Linked DNA regions of Homo sapiens: region 2 is linked to region 1. Evidence: chromatin loops called from intact Hi-C (ENCODE). Cell type or tissue: K562. All regions are shown on one strand. Each heading gives the region's core, and the rest is flanking DNA. Links, peaks and the distances in the headings are about the cores only.

Evidence for each region. Peaks named below come from ENCODE experiments on the same cell type or tissue, not always from the same donor. Only the 100,000 strongest peaks of a DNase experiment are listed, where the experiment ranks them.
Region 2: a loop joins it to region 1, with 1.9 times the contacts of the local background. A loop is called at or near these places in 22 of 110 quality-filtered maps.

What each region holds. Positions count from the first base shown.
Region 1 is chr2:9,634,497-9,642,826 of GRCh38, forward strand. It overlaps LOC105373418 (a long non-coding RNA gene), which reads left to right and starts at 4,249. Exons shown (of 4, transcript NR_187866.1): 1 at 4,249-4,425; 2 at 6,868-6,961. RefSeq lists an enhancer at 7,277-7,326. In K562, for the core only: no CTCF peak of the experiment used is centred there; a DNase peak (open chromatin) is centred at 4,215; H3K27me3 peaks cover 595 bases.
Region 2 is chr2:9,686,121-9,694,450 of GRCh38, forward strand. The region is part of intron 3 of LOC105373418 (a long non-coding RNA gene); the gene reads left to right. Among named protein-coding and RNA genes, the nearest start is that of YWHAQ, 59 kb to the left of the region's middle. RefSeq lists enhancers at 6,026-6,825, 6,979-7,038. In K562, for the core only: a CTCF peak has its summit at 4,802; DNase peaks (open chromatin) are centred at 1,104 and 4,780.

The DNA of each region.
Region 1 (8,330 bases), core at 148-8,147:
TCACCCAAACTCTTCATATAATTATTATTGGTGCTTCTGTGCAGTGGGCAGAGAAAGTTGCCCCCCAACTCTGGCCTGTGGGTGCTAAATGAGGTTTCGTAGAGTCACACACAGGCAGGGAAATCAAGGGAGCCTGGTCAAGAAAGTTTTTCTACATATTCCTTAGTTTGAAACTTGATTCACTTTGTTCAGGGTGATGGTTAGTTGCATGTGTCAACTTGGTGGGTCACAATGCCCAGATACTTAGTCAAACACTATTCTGGGTGTTTCTTTGAGGGTGTAACATTTAAATCGGTGGGCTTTGTTGTTGGTGGTGTTTTTTTTGGTTTTGTTTTTTGAGACAGAGTCTCGCTCTGTCACCCAGGCTGGAGTGCAGTGGTGTGATCTTGGCTCACTGCAGCCTCCACCTCCCTGGTTCAAGCGATTCTCCTGCCTCAGCCTCCCGAGTGGCTGGAATTATAGGCGTGAACCACCACACCTGGATAATTTTTGTATTTTTAGTAGAGACAGGGTTTCATCACGTTGGCCAGGCTGGTCTTGAACTCCTGACCTCAAGTGATCCACCTGCCTCGGCCTCCCAAAGTGCTAGGATTACAGGCATGGGCCACTGTGCCTGGCCTAAATCGGTAGACTTTGAATAAGCAGTTTGCACTCCCTAATGTGGGTGGGCCTCATCAAATCAGAAACCTGAAAAGAACACACAAAGAGCATCCTTATTTGAGCAAGAGGGAATTCTCCAGCAGACTGCCTTCAGACTCCATCCGAAGCGCCGGCCCTTCCTGGGTCCCCCATAGATGCCTTTAGAACTAGAGAGGGAACGTGAGCTCTCCTGGGTCTACAGCCTGCTGGCCTGCAGGTTTTGAACTTGCCAGCATCCATAACTGTGTGAGCAGATTCCTTATAATAAATCTCTCTCTCTACACACGTACACATACATATAAATACATGTGTGTATTCTGTTGAATGCATTTAGTAACCTTTTTTTTTTTTACCCAACAAATGATATAGATATCTTTTTTTTTTTTTTTTAAATGGAGCCTCACTCTGTTGCCCAGGCTGGAGTGCAGTGGCATCATCTCGGCTCACTGCAACCTTTACTTCCCGGGTTCAAGCAATTCTTCTGCCTCAGCCTCCTAAGTAGCTGGGACTACAGGCACATGCCACCACGCCTGGCTAATTTTTGTATTTTTGGTAGAGATGGGGTTTCACCATGTTGGTCAGGCTGGTCTTGAACCCCTGACCTCAGGTGATCTGCCCACCTTGACTTCCCAAAGTGGCTGGGAATACAGGCGTTAGCCACCACGCCTGGCCAGATATGGATATCTTTTAATAGCTTTTAATGTATGTCTGCAACATATCAGTCTCTCTTCTCTCCCTTACCAGACCATGAGCCTCTTGAGGGTAAGGGTTTGTTTGTTTGATTGTTTGTTTGTTATCTTGTATTCGGTGAACGCTCAACAGCTGGGTAAACTTAGGTATTATAGTTCCCACTGGCTGACTAAACTGATGCTCAGAGAGGTTCAATTACCTATCCCAATTGGTAAACTTTAGAGTAAAGACTTAAAAACAGGTCTGTCTGATTTTTATCTTCTACTACAACAAACAAGAATCTGTGCTACCTGCAATGGAAGACAGAAGCTCCAGTGTTTGCTGGCCTGGGAACAATGTTTAGTTATTTGAGGTTGGTGGGTGGATGAATATGTATCTACCCCTGAGTCAGCAACTGATTTTATTTTCATACGGAAGGCTCTGTTTTTACGCTCGACACATCCAGCAGCGAAAGAGGTGCCTTCTTGTCCCTTGTCTGTTCCCTTTAATTGTCTACATGGTTCCCCTCCTCTCCCACTGCCACCATCAGACTGCTACCTCCCAGTGGGAGAAGTTACATCTGACCTCCATGTCCCTGGTGACTTTACTGGGCCACGGAAGGCATTCAGTGAAGGCTTGTTTGGAGAGTGGATCCAGACCATTCAGGACGCATTTCCAATAATGCTGACCATTGGCATTGTGTGCTTAGTATGTGCCCAACCATATGCAGAGTCACTAGAATAGTAAAGTCACAGAAGGAAAGCACGCAAGGCAGAGCTGTGTCTTCAGCAGATGTTCCGTAGATACAGGATTGCATCTGCTCGGAAGAATACACCCAGAACCTTCAAGCCAGAACAGAAGGTCCCTGAGCCATCAGAAAGCTGTCGCAAGATCACACACTGATGCTCACACATGCAAGACGTAGAGGAGTGTTCTCCAGGCCCTCACTCAGACTCAATTTCCTGCTAATTCATTCCACAAAATATTTAAAGATCTTCAACGTGCCAGATGCTGTCCTAAGGGCTGGGGTTTCCAGCATGATTAAGATACAGTCTGTGCTTAGAAGGAGCTTGACCGAGAGCACAGAGGTGGGTGCCTAACCTGGAGGTCAGCAAAGGCAGGGAAGATCCCCTTTCTCTTCAGTTGCAAGATGTTCAGTTACCAGGTTTCCTGGTCCACAGCAGTCTAGAAGTGGTTACTTAGAAGGTGGGAGCAGAATTAGTCCCGACACTTCATCTGAAATCTACTCCACATTTCCGCAGATGATTTTGAGTAGAGTAACAGCTAGGGCTTTGAGGAGCCCATATCTATGGTCTATGCAAGGCAATCAGTGGACAAGGCAGAGACAACAAACCCATAAAGAGCTCATGAAAAACCTGGAGAGGCCAGGGCCAGTTAGCATCGGGGTACATGGCCCATATATCCCAGGCAGGCCCTAGGTACGCAGCAATTAGCCTTAATCATCACAAAAAAAATGGTCATTATATTTCATATTTTTTGCTTCATATTATATGTAGACATATACCTTCTCTCTCTGTCTCTCTGGACATATATGAGAGTTGGGATTTTTTTAAGTTTTGGTACATAATCATCTCCCTAATTATGACTCATCTCCAGACAATTCGAGATAGTTGAAGAGATGAATGACCACAAAACAGCTAGAGAACAATGCACACAGGAGTTGATTGTGTGCTTCTCACAATAAGTGCTATGGGAGTTGAGAGAAGGGAAACATGAGTGTGGGCTCAGGCACCAGAAGGCTATGGAGTGAAAGGGACCCCTGTGGGGACAGCAACTGAGGTCATGCCAGTCTGTGTTTCCATCCTTCCTGCTGCCCAGTGGAGGGGCCCCTGGGAAAGGGGAGGAAGGCACAGGTGTTTCTGTTTGTGCTGGAATTGCTTTTGGACAGGGCTGACTCCCGAAAAGGTGGATCTGGATACAATGTCGGAATGTGACCAGCCAGGAGAGCTAGGCAGCCATGGTGCAGAGGACTCTTCTGCCTCTCCCCCTCCTGCCCTAACCAGCTCAGCACCAAGCACATGGGCACTTTAAAAGCACAGGCCATGCTGGGAGACTCACTGTGCTACCCTCAACCCCTTCAGCAGGAGCAGCTCTGTGAAAAGTGCAAGTGTGACCTTCATTTTGCTTTGTGACTTAAAACCCTTCACCGTTACTCAGCTGCAGCTCAGCATGGTGGTTGGACTCAGGAGCCAGATGACCTGGGTTCAAATCATGGCTGCACTACTCACAAGATATGTGACTTTGGGCAGGTCAGCTGGCCGCTCTGTGCCTCAGTTTCCCCATTTATAAAATGGGGATGATGGTAGTAAGAGTCCTACCCCGCAGGGTTGTTAGGAAGCTCCACGGAGGAAGGCTGGTGAGGAGCTCCCCCACTCCTCTCCTGTCTTCTCTCCTGGCTCCATTCCTTCTCTCTGCTTCAGCCTCTTCTGGGCTTTGCTCTGCTGCCATCTTCCCCTGGCTACCTGCTCATCTCTCAGGTCTTCAAGGAAATGGCACTTTCTCCATGGGGTGTTCTAGGGCTCTGAGCCCCTCTCAGCTAGGTGAGCTCCCCCATCCTGGATTCCCCAAGCAGGTAGTTACTTGATGTTGCTTCCCCTGGTCCACTTGTCCAATAGCTGAAGGTATCTCAGAGAGGGCGTGCTACGTCCATGTGATTTGCCTGTGTAGCCCCAGTGCCTAGCAGAGTGCTTGGCAGATACGCTGGGTGCCAAGAAAGCAATGGCCAAATGCACGAATTCACAAAGGATGGAAGGAGGAGTCCATAGGCCAGTGCACAGTGCCCAAAGGACAGAGCTGAGGCTGCTGGTCAGGACAGCTTCAGGCTCTGGCCAGGCTCCAGCACACAGCTGGAGGCACCCGTGACTCTAGCTGGGAGGGGCTGGAAGATCCAGGCAGCCCCTGACCGCCCTCCTTCCCCTTAGTCATGTCCAGTTCTGTAAACAAATTCTCAACTGCACCAGAAGGCCTGACAGTTAAGAGAACCCAGTGAAGAAACCTTTTGCAGAGAGAGAAAAGAACCCTTTTGAATGTGATCAATCACGCTGATTTATTTGGATGATTTCTCTTCTGGATTTCCTTAAACCAGGGAAAACCCAGGTAAGATATTTGGGGCCCTCATTCATCTAGACAAAATACATAAAAGTTTGTTATATCAAAAGTCACCTCTGGAAAAAAAAGGAGTTTTGCCAACCCACTCAGCTATTAATATGAGATGCTCTCTGCCTAGGGACAGCAATTGCTATAATTGATGCAAACGATCCCAGCCACACTCCCTGATCCTGGTTCTGAAACTCAGAGATGCAGCTGACCAGACTGATGTGGCCAGCCTCACTCTGAAGGATCCTGCAGCAGACAAATTGCTGGAATGTGTTCAGACGGAATCCAGCTGCTACAACCGTCACACAAACTTCCTGAAATAGAGGACAAAAGGTAGCAACTTGTCGCTTCTTGAGCCAAGAGATTTAGGACATGAGACCAAATGAGAGAGATTAAAATAAAAAACGCAAGAAGTTAGTGAAATGAGGATTTAGCTCACCAGGCCAAAGCAGGCAGTCTTGGGTCTTTGCTGGACAGTTGTAGCTGCCATATAAGCTGTCCCTGCCAGGGCTGGGATCTGGAGGCTGATGCTGAAACCTCGGCCTGGAAATGATGCTGATGAAGCAGGGCTCTGACAGCCCCTGCACTCTCAGAGGTCTGGGCAGCACAGATGAAATTATCACTCCAAGATCCTCAAAGCATCCAGGAAAAAAGCACATCTAGGAACATTAGCTGAATTTTGTAGAACACTAGTAAGCACCTAGTAGATGCTCAGAAAATGCATATTTTCCTTCCCTTTCCTGAATTCCAGGGGCCTTGCTTGGTCTGTATTAATTACTATATCAGAGTCCTTATTTGCAAGCGAAAGAAACCAACTCTAGTGGATTTGAATATAAGACTATTACTTCTTACTGATTGTGAGGAAGGCTGGTGAAGCAGGCTTATCGAATGAGCAGGCGCTGGGAGGGTGTGCAGCTAGAACCAATGGCCAAAATCACCCTGCAGACCTCTCCCAGGGAGATCCCTGTTGCTTCTGCCACTGAACAGCAGACATCAGACCATGCTGCACTGACTCCGTGGCACCAGGTCCTGGAACCTGGACGCCGACACGGTCCAGGACCCTCTACTCTCATTTGAAATCCATGACACTAAGCCTTGCTGCTGCCCCACAAAGGAATTCTCCACAGTCCCTGCTGCTTTGGGTCATTCACTCCAGATTCAAAATCCTGGCTGTGGTGTCTGGCCAGGTCCGAGTCACGTGCCACGCCAAGGTTCAAGATAAGCTAGGGGGAGTAAGTATCTGGAATGTACACCTTTCAAAGTGAAAAGTGGGCTCCACTTCCCACTAAGGTTCATAAAGCGGGGAATTCTTCCAACAAAGGAAGGGGCTTCAGAGGCTGGGCAGCCTGAAAATAGCACATCCCCTGCAGTTATACTTGGGTTTCCAGTCTACGTGGCAGAAAAAAAAAAGCAAAAGCCATGCATGGACAGTGTGCAAAAGCTGGAGCCTGGGAAAAGCCTTAGCCTGGATCTCATCTTTCTCTCTCTGGAAAAGGTTGGGGGAGCTTTGCTGTCATTGATGTCCCTACCTGGAAGGCTTTTCCCTCCCCAGACTTGCCCTCCTCCGTGACCCACAAAGATCTCTCTCTTGTTGAAGTTGCGATTCTACCTCTAGATTGCATCACACTTTTTAGAAATGAATTACTTCATTTATGTAGGTCTTGTCAAGCTCCCCCAGGATGAGGACAAAACTCGTATTCATTAAACAGTTAATAAACATTCACTGAGTGTCTGCTAGGCCTTGGGGAGACCTAGGGGACAAAGACATGGCCTGTGCCTTTGAGAAGAAGGTCACATCGGGTGCCAAGTGTGTGGAGGTGTGAAGGCTTTGCAGAGGAGATGACTTATTTAAATGGGTCTTAAGATGTTCCCAGCCATTGGTAGAGGGAGAGGTGCATCCCAGAGAGAAGGAACAGCATGTACAGGGCAAGGAGTCATGAGAAGGCGTGGCGATTTTGGAACAGATTTGTTGGGATATGGTGTGCATGTGGGCAGCAGGCAAGGAGGTGGGAGGTGAGGTTGTTGCTGAAGATTGGGACCACACGGCTGGGCACGGTGGCTCACGCTTGTAATCCCAGCACTTTGGGAGGCCGAGGTGGGTGGATCACGACGTCAGGAGTTCGAGACCAGCCTGGCCAAGATGGTGAAACCCCCATCTCTACTAAAAATACAAGAATTAGCCGGGCGTGGTCGTGGGTGCCTGTAATCCCAGCTACTTGGAAGGCTGAGGCAGGAGAATCACTTGAACTTGGGAGGCGGAGGTTGCAGTGAGCTGAGATCACGCCACTGCACTCCAACCTGGGCGAAGAGCGAGACTCCGTCTCAAACAAAACAAAACAAAAGATTGGGACCACATTCCTTTTACCCCAATCTTTAAAACCTTCTGAGTTTTTTTTTAACCCATTGAGTTTTACATTTTGTTTTATTTTCTTATTTTTGTAGAGACAGAGGTCTTGCTATGTTGCCCAGGCTGGTCTCAAGCTCCTGGCCTCAAGCGATTCTCCTTCCTCAGCCTCCAAAAGTGCTGGGATTACAGGTATGAGTCACTGCGCCTGGCCTGAAACCACATTCTTCGGACCCTTGAGTATCTCCCTGAGGAAAAGACATTGTATCCTGAGACCATTAGAAATTATCAGATACTTTTTAAATTGATTTTTTATTGTGATAACATACATAACATAAAATTTACCATGTAAACCCTTTTTAAGTGTACAGTCCAGTGGCACTAAATGCATTCAAAATGCTGTGCAGCCAGCACCACCATCCATCTCCAGAACTCTTTCATCTTGTAAAACTGAAACTGCACCCATTTAACACTAACCTCCGATGCTACCCTCCCCCTAGTTCCTGGCAACTGCCACCATCCTACTTTCTGTCTCTATCATCAATGCTTTTAAGCCCGAGGGGCACCTGATGGGATTTTTAAGAAAAGTCCCCCTAGCTACATTGTAAAGGATAGGTTGGAGGATTTGGGGTAGGAGGCGGCTGCAGAGAACTTCAGAGGTGATGATGACAGTGGCAGTGGGGTGGGGGGGTGTGCAGGAGGGTGGTGAGAGAGATTGCAGAGATATTGATTAGATGCGGAAGTCAAGAGGCATCCAAGGTCACTCCAAGGCATCTTTTTATTTTTATTTTTTTTTATGTTTTTGAGACAGAGTCTCACTCTGTTGCCCAGGCTGGAGTGCAGTGGCGTGATCTGGGCTCACTGCCACCTCCGCCTCCTGGGTTCAAGCAATTCTCCTGCCTCAGCCTCCTGAGTAGCTGGGACTACAGGCACGTGCCACCATGCCCAGCTAATTTTTGTATTTTTAGTAGAGACAGGATTTCGACATCTTGGCCAGACTGGTTTTGAACTCCTGGCCTCAAGTGATCTGCCCGCCTTGGCCTCCCAAAATGCTGGGATTACAGACGTGAGCCACTGCACTCAGCCTGAGCCGTCTTTTTCTATTTTATTTTCACAATGTTAACCCCCACACCCATTCTTGTGTGAGACAGAGAGGCGATTATGATCGTACAGGAGTTTTACATAATCCTCTGATCCTATCAATTCATAAATATTTCAAAATTACAGCCTATTTAGATGGTGAAGGACATCCTCCCATATCATTCCCGTAAGATGTGTGAGAGGACTTTAGGGCAAATTTGACCATTGCATGCTCTAATCCATTTTATAAAAGAGAAATCATTTACAAAAGTAGTTTATGGTCATAAAATGAGCAATGACAATTCAGAACAGATCCTGTGCTAAGAAAAATTATCTGAAGCTTGCATTCAAAAGACAGCTGACTAAACACAGGATCTGAAGTGATCAGAAGACCTGGGTTCCAGTCCAGTCAGCCACGAACTCGGTGACCCTGGGAGAGCGGCTTAACTTCTTTGCATCTCTGTTTCCTCTTTAGCACAGC
Region 2 (8,330 bases), core at 253-8,252, 52 kb after region 1:
GTTATAGACTTTTCTGGGGTTTAAATACCCTCTAGAGGTTTCCCATTGGTTACTTGGTTTACACCCTATGTAAATGAAGTAGTGGCCCACAACCAGTCTGATTGGTCGTGGAAGCGACCAATCAGAAGCTGAAATGAAGTTACAAAGTTATACCCCTATGCAAATTAAGACTAGGCCCACGACCAGTCTCATTGGTCGCAGGAAGGGACCAGTCAGAAGTATTTTCATTTTTCATCTGTGAGGCAGAAAAAGGGGAGAGGGGTTACAAAAAGGAGTTTTTCCTTTTGATTCAGTTCTGGGAAATCAGTGTGAACCCGCCTTAGGTTCCCTGCCTCCAGACCGTATTCTCCTGCCTCACCTGGGTCAGAAACTCTCAAGCCTTGAACCTGGTGCCTAGAAGGAACAAATATATATCCTCTTTGGGGAGGCGTCTTTATCAATGGGTGGCAAATTATTCCTTTTGAATACAATGAGCAGACCTGTCACAGACAATTAGGCTCTCACAGAAAATAGGCAAGAACCAGAGTATTAGAAGCTATAGTGACTAACAAAATCAAATGCAGGCTTGAAGATTCTTTAGGCAATAGGAATCTTTCAGAAGTCACATAGAAAATTTGAGAAAGAACCTCATAGAACTTGTAGAAATAATAAAATGCAATAATTGAAATAAAAACCAAAAGGACGGATTTCATAGCAGTTTGTACATAGCAGAAGAGATATATTAGTGAATTGTAAAATAGGTTAGAAAAACGTTTCCGGAGTGCAGCATGGAAAGACAAAAAGATGGAAGATTCCAGTGACAAGGCAAGAGATATAGAGCGAAAAAGCCCAATATAGGCTGAAAGCCTAGAAAGAGAAGAGAAAGACAATGTGGCAGAGGTGATATTTGAGGAGATCATGGCTGAGAATTTTGTGGAACTAATAAAAGGCATCGATCCGCAAATTAAAGAATCACAGTGAATCCTAAACTGGATAAATAAAATGAAATCTACACTGCAATACGTCACCGTGAAACTTCAGAAAAACCACCAGAAAGTGATAACCTGGGAAGTAGCTAGAGAGAAAAATGCACACGAGCCAGAGGGACTGAGAGCTGACTTCTCAAAGCAACTCTAGAAGCCCAAGATAACAATTCAACGGGCTGGCAATAATTGCTAACTTAGACTCCCACACTCCACACAAACGTCTTTCAGAAATAAAGACAGTTTCATACAAGGACAGTTGAGAGAGTTTGTCACACAAAGACTTAAATTCTAAAGGATGTACTTCAGTTAGAAAAAGGATAATTCCAGTTGGAAAGTCTGTGGTACAAAAGGAAATGAGGAACAAAGAAACTGGTGAATGTGTGAATAAATCTAAATGAACACAGACTACACTAGGCAATGATCATAATGTCCTGAAGGGCTTAAAAATAGAATTAAAATACATGAAAACAGTTGCAGATAAGTTGAGGGAGGAATAAATGCAGTTAAATGGAGAGGGGAGGGCTAAAATATTGATTAATGTTAGACTTGGTTAAGCTAAGAATGCATGTTGCAATTTCAACAGTAAACTCTGAATAAATGGAAACAGTGTATGTAACTTCCAAATGAATAAAAGGGAAAAGTAGAATGCTAAAAAATAATCAATCTAAGAGAAGGCTAGATATGAGAGAAAAAGAAACATAAAATAGGCAGGACAACTAGAAAGTATAAAGATAGAGAGCCAGGTGGCCAGGTGCGGTGGCATACACCTGTAGTATGTACTACTTAATGGCTGAGGCAGGAGGATCCCTTGAGCCCAAGAGTTCCAGGCTATAGCATGTGCCATGACTGTGCGTGTGAATAGCAACTGCACTCCGGCCTGGGTAATATAGCAACACTCCATTTCTTTAAAAAAAAAAAAAAAAGGCAGATTAAAAAACACTTTTTATTACAGGAAATTAAGTACCACAAAAATAGGCCAGGCATGGTACCTCACACCAGTAATCCGGACATTTTGGAAGATTGAGGTAGGAAGATTGCTGAAGCCCAGGAGTTTGAGACTAGCCTGGGCAACACTGTAAAACCTTGTCTCTGAAAAAAAAAATTAAATTAAATCAAAATTAGCCAGGTATGGTGGTATAGGCCTGTAGTCTAGCTACTTTGGAGCCTGAGGCAGGAGGATTGCTTGATCCCAGCAGCTCGAGGTTGCCGTGAGCTATGACCGTAACACTGCATTTCAGCGTGGGCAACAGATTGAGACCCTGTCTCTAAATAAATAAAAACAAAATATACAGAATAGTATAATGAACCTTATGCATCCATTATTCTAATACTTAACAGTCTAGTTTCATTTATCTTTCACACTTTTTCCTAAAGTATTTTAAAACAAATCTCAGACATCATGTTATTTTATTCATAAACATTGTAGAGTGTATTTTTATTAAAGACTTTAAAATTATAATACTAAAATACCATTATCACAAAAATGGTATATTTAAATAGAAATATATCAGAAATTATGTAAAATGTAAATAGATTAGATAATCTTGTCTTTTTTTGTTTGTTTGGTTTTTTTGAGATAGAGTCTTGCTCTGCCGCTCAGGCTGGGGTGCGATGGCACGATCTCGGCTCACTGCAAGCTCCACCTCCTGGGTTCAAATGATTCTTCTGCCTCAGCCTCCTGAGTAGCTGGGATTACAAGCATGCACAATCAAGCCAGCTAATTTTTGTATTTTTAGTGGAGACGGGGTTTCCATGTTGACCAGGCTGGTCTCAAACTCCCGACCTCAAGGGATCCGCCCACCTTGGCCTCCCAAAGTGCTGGGATTACAGGCACGATCCACTGTGCCCGGCCTAGATAATCTTGTTACAAAAGACAAAAATCGTGAAACTATTTGTTTTTTTTAAACCCACTGTATGCTATTTACATCTTAAATAAAAGGATTCAGGAACGTTGCAAGTACATAATGGAAAAAGATATGTAAATAATAACCAGAATAAAATATGTGCAGATAATGAAAGAAAAAGATGTTTTACATACATGATAGAGAAAAGGTGGGCAAAGTTCTAACGCCAACAGCTTCTACTTCCCAGGAGTTGGATCCACATTCTTTTTTTTTTTTTTTTTCATTTTATTTTTATTTTTAGAGACAGGGTCTACGGCAGGAGGACTGCAGTGGTATGATCATAGCTCACTGCACCCTTGAACTCCTGGGCTCAAGTGATGCTCCTCAGTAGCTAGGACTACAGGCATGAACCACCACGGAGTTTTTTCGATTTTTTGTAGAGGGCGTCTCGTCAAATTGCCCAGGCTAGTCTTGAACTGGCCTCAAGCGATCCTCCCGCCTTGGCCTCTCAAAACACTGGGATTGCAGGCATGAGAGGCTGCATCTAGCGAGCTAGGAGTAAACCTTAGCTCTGCTCACAAATGAAGAACAAGGACTTAGGAAGCTGACTGGCTGGCCAGAGATGCTGCTGATGAGGGACAGAGGCCCCAACACTCAGAGGAGTACCCCTTCCACTTGCCGCGAGGCCTTCCTAGGCCTGAGAAGGGGAAGGTAGGGGGGTTTCTGGGAAGGAGATGGAGGCTCAAACTTTTGTTAACAAGATGGACTTCTTCGTCCCTGTTATAGATAGAGCTTGGGGGTCATTAAGAGCGAGGGCAAGGCTGGGCACGGTGGCTCACACCTGTAATCCCAGCACTTTGGGAGGCCAAGGTGGGTGGATCACTTGAGGTCGGGAGTTCGAGACCAGCCTGACCAACATGGAGAAACCCCCGTCTCTACTAAACATACAAAATTAGCCAGGTGTGGTGGCGCATGCCTGTAATCCCAGCTACTCAGGAGGCTGAGGCAGGAGAATTGCTTGAACCCGGGAGGCTGAGGCAGGAGAATTGCTTGAACCCGGGAGGCTGAGGCTGAGGTTGTGGTGAGCCAAGATCATGCCATTACACTCCAGTCTGGGCAACAAGAGTGAAACTCCGTCTCCAAAAAAACAAAAAACAAAAGCGAGGGCAAGAGTGGGGAAGCACTGGCTCCAGTGTTCCTTCACAAACGACAACTGAGAGGGACAGGAAAAATAAATGCTGTGTGCCCCCTTGGTGTTCACGCTCCTTGAGCTCCTGTTGGTGAGGTCTTTCCTGGTGGAGGGCAGTGGGGAGGCAGTGTGAGAAGGGGGTGCTCAGGCCTTGGCCCCAGGCAGGAAGAGTGCAGCTTAGTCCCTTTGGCTCCTTTGTGGACTCTGTGGCCCTGACACCCCAGGACCCCAGGCAGGTCCTGAGGCAACCTCGGAATATTTTGTTTCAGGTGCTTCCTGCAAATCAGCCTCAATCTGATTTCACTCGCGCGGTCTAACAACAGAAAGGGATTATAGGAAGGAAATGCGGCCCCTGGGGGATTCAGAATCTGTGGCTCATCCAGACCAGTCCAGATCCATCTGAGAGGAAACCAGTGTAGCTTCACAGCGAGTCCTAGCAGATTCCTCCCCAGTTACGCCAGCCTCCTCATGCTGGCCAGAAGGAGCTGGGATGCAGGATCCTGAGTTGAAATTCAGCCTCATGGACACAAACAACATTAGGTTACACACACACCAGCACACACACACCCACGTACACATCCCCACTTGGGCCTAGTCAAATAAATATACAGACCTTTTAGTTTCACTCCCTCCTCAACCAAGACTTGAGTTTTAGCTACACACAGACACACACACACACACACAAAACCACTTGCATACACAGACATACTGTGCTATTCCAATAAGCTTCCCTTCCTGGGTTGGTGGTGGGGACCAGCTAGTGATGGCGGGAGTGGAGGTAGCAGAGCCTGGGGCTCCCCCTAGCCTAGCAGAGTGATGAGAAGCAGGACCCGTCCAGGAAAAGAGCCACCCACCCACTGCAGCCAGCAGCCTCGCTCTTCCCAGTAGGGAGGCACATGGAACCCATCGTGCTTAATTTTCCTAAAAAAGGTTTCTCTTCAGATCATATAAATCTTTTGCCTCTTACTAAAAAGCCAAGTGCAGTGAGATCGCTCTCACATGAAAGCTGTCATGAGTCCAGTTTACTCTGTGCGTCCTTAATGTGACGCCTGAGGGCAGTCGGTGCTGTGGAAAGCACAGGCTTCGGAGCTAAACCCACCAGATTTCTGACCTGGATTTGATGCTCGATTTGGTGCTCTCCACCCTCTGAGCCTCAGTCTCATCACCTGTAAAATGGGGATAGCATAGCAACCTCATTCATAAAGGATGGTTCCTGGAACACAGTAGTTGCTCAATAAATATTGATTTTATGTCTTCCCAAATTTCTGGCCTTCAAATGACATCTGCTTGCCTGGGTCTTTAGAGCCGAGAATGGAGTCCTGAGACCAGCAGAGACCTCACCTTTGACAGTTCAGGAATTGAATCTTGTCACCCATCTCCCTCCCTCCCACCATTGCCTCACCTGGCTTGGCCACCATCTTCACAGTCCCTCTCTCTAGCCCCTCTTCCAGATTAAACTCTGTGGTTCAGTGTGAAAGGGCCAAGGGGCAGGGAGACAGTTTGAGGAGAAAGCCCAGGCCTGGCTGCCACTGGGAGGGACAAATGCAGGCTCCCCACAGCCAGACCTGACCCACGAGGGAGGGTGGGACACAGACTCTGGTGGTGTGCCCCCAGAGGTCACGTGAAGCTCTCAGGAGGCAGTGAACAAACAGTCCCTCCAATTTTTCTTCTTCTTTTTTTTTTTTTTTTTTTTTTTTGAGATGGAGTCTGGCTCTGTTGCCCAGGCTGGAGTGCAGTGGTGTGATCTCAGCTCACTGCAACCTCCGCCTCCTGGGTTCAAGCAATTCTGTCTCAGCCTCCCAAGTAGCTGGGACTACAGGTGCTCACCACTACACCCCGCTAATTTTTGTATTTTTAGTAGAGGTGGGGTTTTACCATGTTGGCCAGACTGGTCTCGAACTCCTGACCTCAGGTGATCTGCCTGCCTTGGCCTCCCAAAGTGCTGGGATTACAGGCATGAGCACTGTGCCTGGCCTCACAGTTTCTTTTGACATCACTGGGACACCTGACTTCGGGATCCAAGTGCAACACAGACGAACACACAGGCACATCGGGAGCACCAGGATGGTCAGGAACTTTGCATGACCAAGGAGACTGCTGGATTAATGAAATTGCACCATCTTTTGAAAGGGCCTCAAGGAGAGTTCAGTCCTGAGTTAGCCTTGGCATTAAAAATAAAACTGTACTTCTGTTCAGACTCATCCATTGCAGTGAGAATGATCTGGGTGGGCTTCGAATATCAAAAGCCTCCAAGGGGAATGGCTTAGAGGGTGAGCAATCTGTGATCTCACGTGACAAGCAGTCCAGAGCCATGGACTCCAGTTCTTTACTTTTTTCTTCTCTGCTGTCCTTAGCCCTCAGGTTGAGGCCCTTCCTGGCAAAGCTGCCCTAGGCCCAGATGTCACATATGCATGACAACGTCCGGGGACCATTTGCCCCAGCAGATTCCCTTTCATTTCTGATTGGCCGGCAAGTGGCTGAGGATCGTCTTACTCGCACCCTGGTGCTGGGCGCTGACCACCTCCCGAAGCACTTGGCCAGGGGGAGAGGATGCTGGACACAATCAGGTTCTCCTGGGGGGAGGAGGGAGGGAATGGCTGCTGGAAGGGTTCTACCGGGGACTCCTACAGCAGCTTGTTAGATCTCCTTCCTCCCAATTCCCTGAAGTTGGTGGAACAGGAAGAGGACGAGAAGTCATGTTTGTATGTTGTCCCCTTGGAATCTCTCAAAAATCCGCAATATCCCGATTTGAGAAATGAGCATCACAGAGAAAGCAAAGCGGTAGTTGGAAGCTGCCAAGCTTGTGAGCAACGAGACGGAATCCACGCCCAGGGCTTTCTAACGGCGGGGCCACGCCCTCCACACTCCACCTCGGCCCTCTGCCCTGCGATGGTGCAGAGACAGGGTGTGGTCAAGGGGCCTAGGGTGAGGGTCCTGCCAGTACTTTACAGGAAACTCCCCCTCTTTTAGCCTCATTTGTCAAAGAAAGGGCTTAGACACTAAAATCTTTTAAGTTTCCTTCTAGCTCAATCTCTCTTTGATTTAATACCTTCTAAAAGAGATTTGGGGCCCCAGAAAAAAAGAAAGCAAGAAAGCAACTGGCACTTCTGTGGTTGACTCAGCACAGAGGCCTGGACAGGCATCAGGAGGCTGGGCTCCTCCTATTTTGGGCCTCGTGAGTTCATCCTGAGGCCTGTGCCAGTCCCTGCGGTTTCTCATCTCTCCATCCTGGTCTGTATGACAAAATGGCTAAAAATACCGGGCTCCCCGCGGGCCCGCCACCCGGCTAACACCCTCCCTTGAATCAGCTCATTTTTTAGTCTTGGGTATGCTGCAGATGAGAGTCCAGGACAAGCCACCTTCGGAAGCTCTGACTCCCAGGAACCCCGCTTGGGTTGGTCCTTGTGCTCTGGTGGAAGAAGCTTGGGCGCTGTCCACTTCCTAGGCAGGTAACTTGGCATGTCTGAGCCTCAGTTTCCAGGTCTCCTCATCCCACAAATACACCTACAGATTGTGTGAGTGACAAGCCTAATCCTGCTGAGGGCTTGATCCGCGTAGATTCATGCTTACCCTGGACCCCTCGTCAGCTGGGTCCCTGCAGGAGAATTTTCTCCCAAGGAAAACCTGGGCCTGTCATCACTCAGGCCTGCACATTGACCCAGTTTCTCGCAGGCTTTCCTAAATTGCTTTCTGAAACAGTCACGAAGGTGAATCGTTGTGTGCAGCCACTGCAGGGACAAAGGCTGGCACGCTGGTCATCCCATTTCAGGTCCGTGTGTCCCATTTCACTGCACTGTCCTGTGCCAGCGCTGCCCAAGTCTTCGAGTGCTCCGTGGCCTCCCACCCCTGCCTCTCCGTGGGCGGCTTCTGTGAGGCCTCCGAGAAGCAGGAATGAAAGGTGACGTGAAAGGAAGCCGGGCTTGCTGTGGTCAGGTGAGGGCCAGCACAGTGAGTTTGAGAACATCTCACCTCCACAAGCAGGAGCCCTACAACCTTGGGACATTGTTTCATCTTCTGGACTCTCAATATTGGCTTTGAAAAAAATAAAAACACCCCTTTATCTTGTCTGAAGAAAGGAATATGAAAAAAAAATCCATCTCCTTTACATGGAAGATGTGAGGACCAGAGGAAAAAGACACACATACCAATTTTATTTTATTATTTTTTCTTTTGAGACGGAGTCTTACTCTGTTGCGCAGGCTGGAGTGCAATGGCACTATCTCAGCTCACTGCAACCTCCGCCTCCCTGGTTCAAGCGATTCTCCTGCCTCAGCCTCTTGAATAGCTGGGACTACAGGTGCCTGGCACCACGCTCAGTTAATTTTGTTGGTA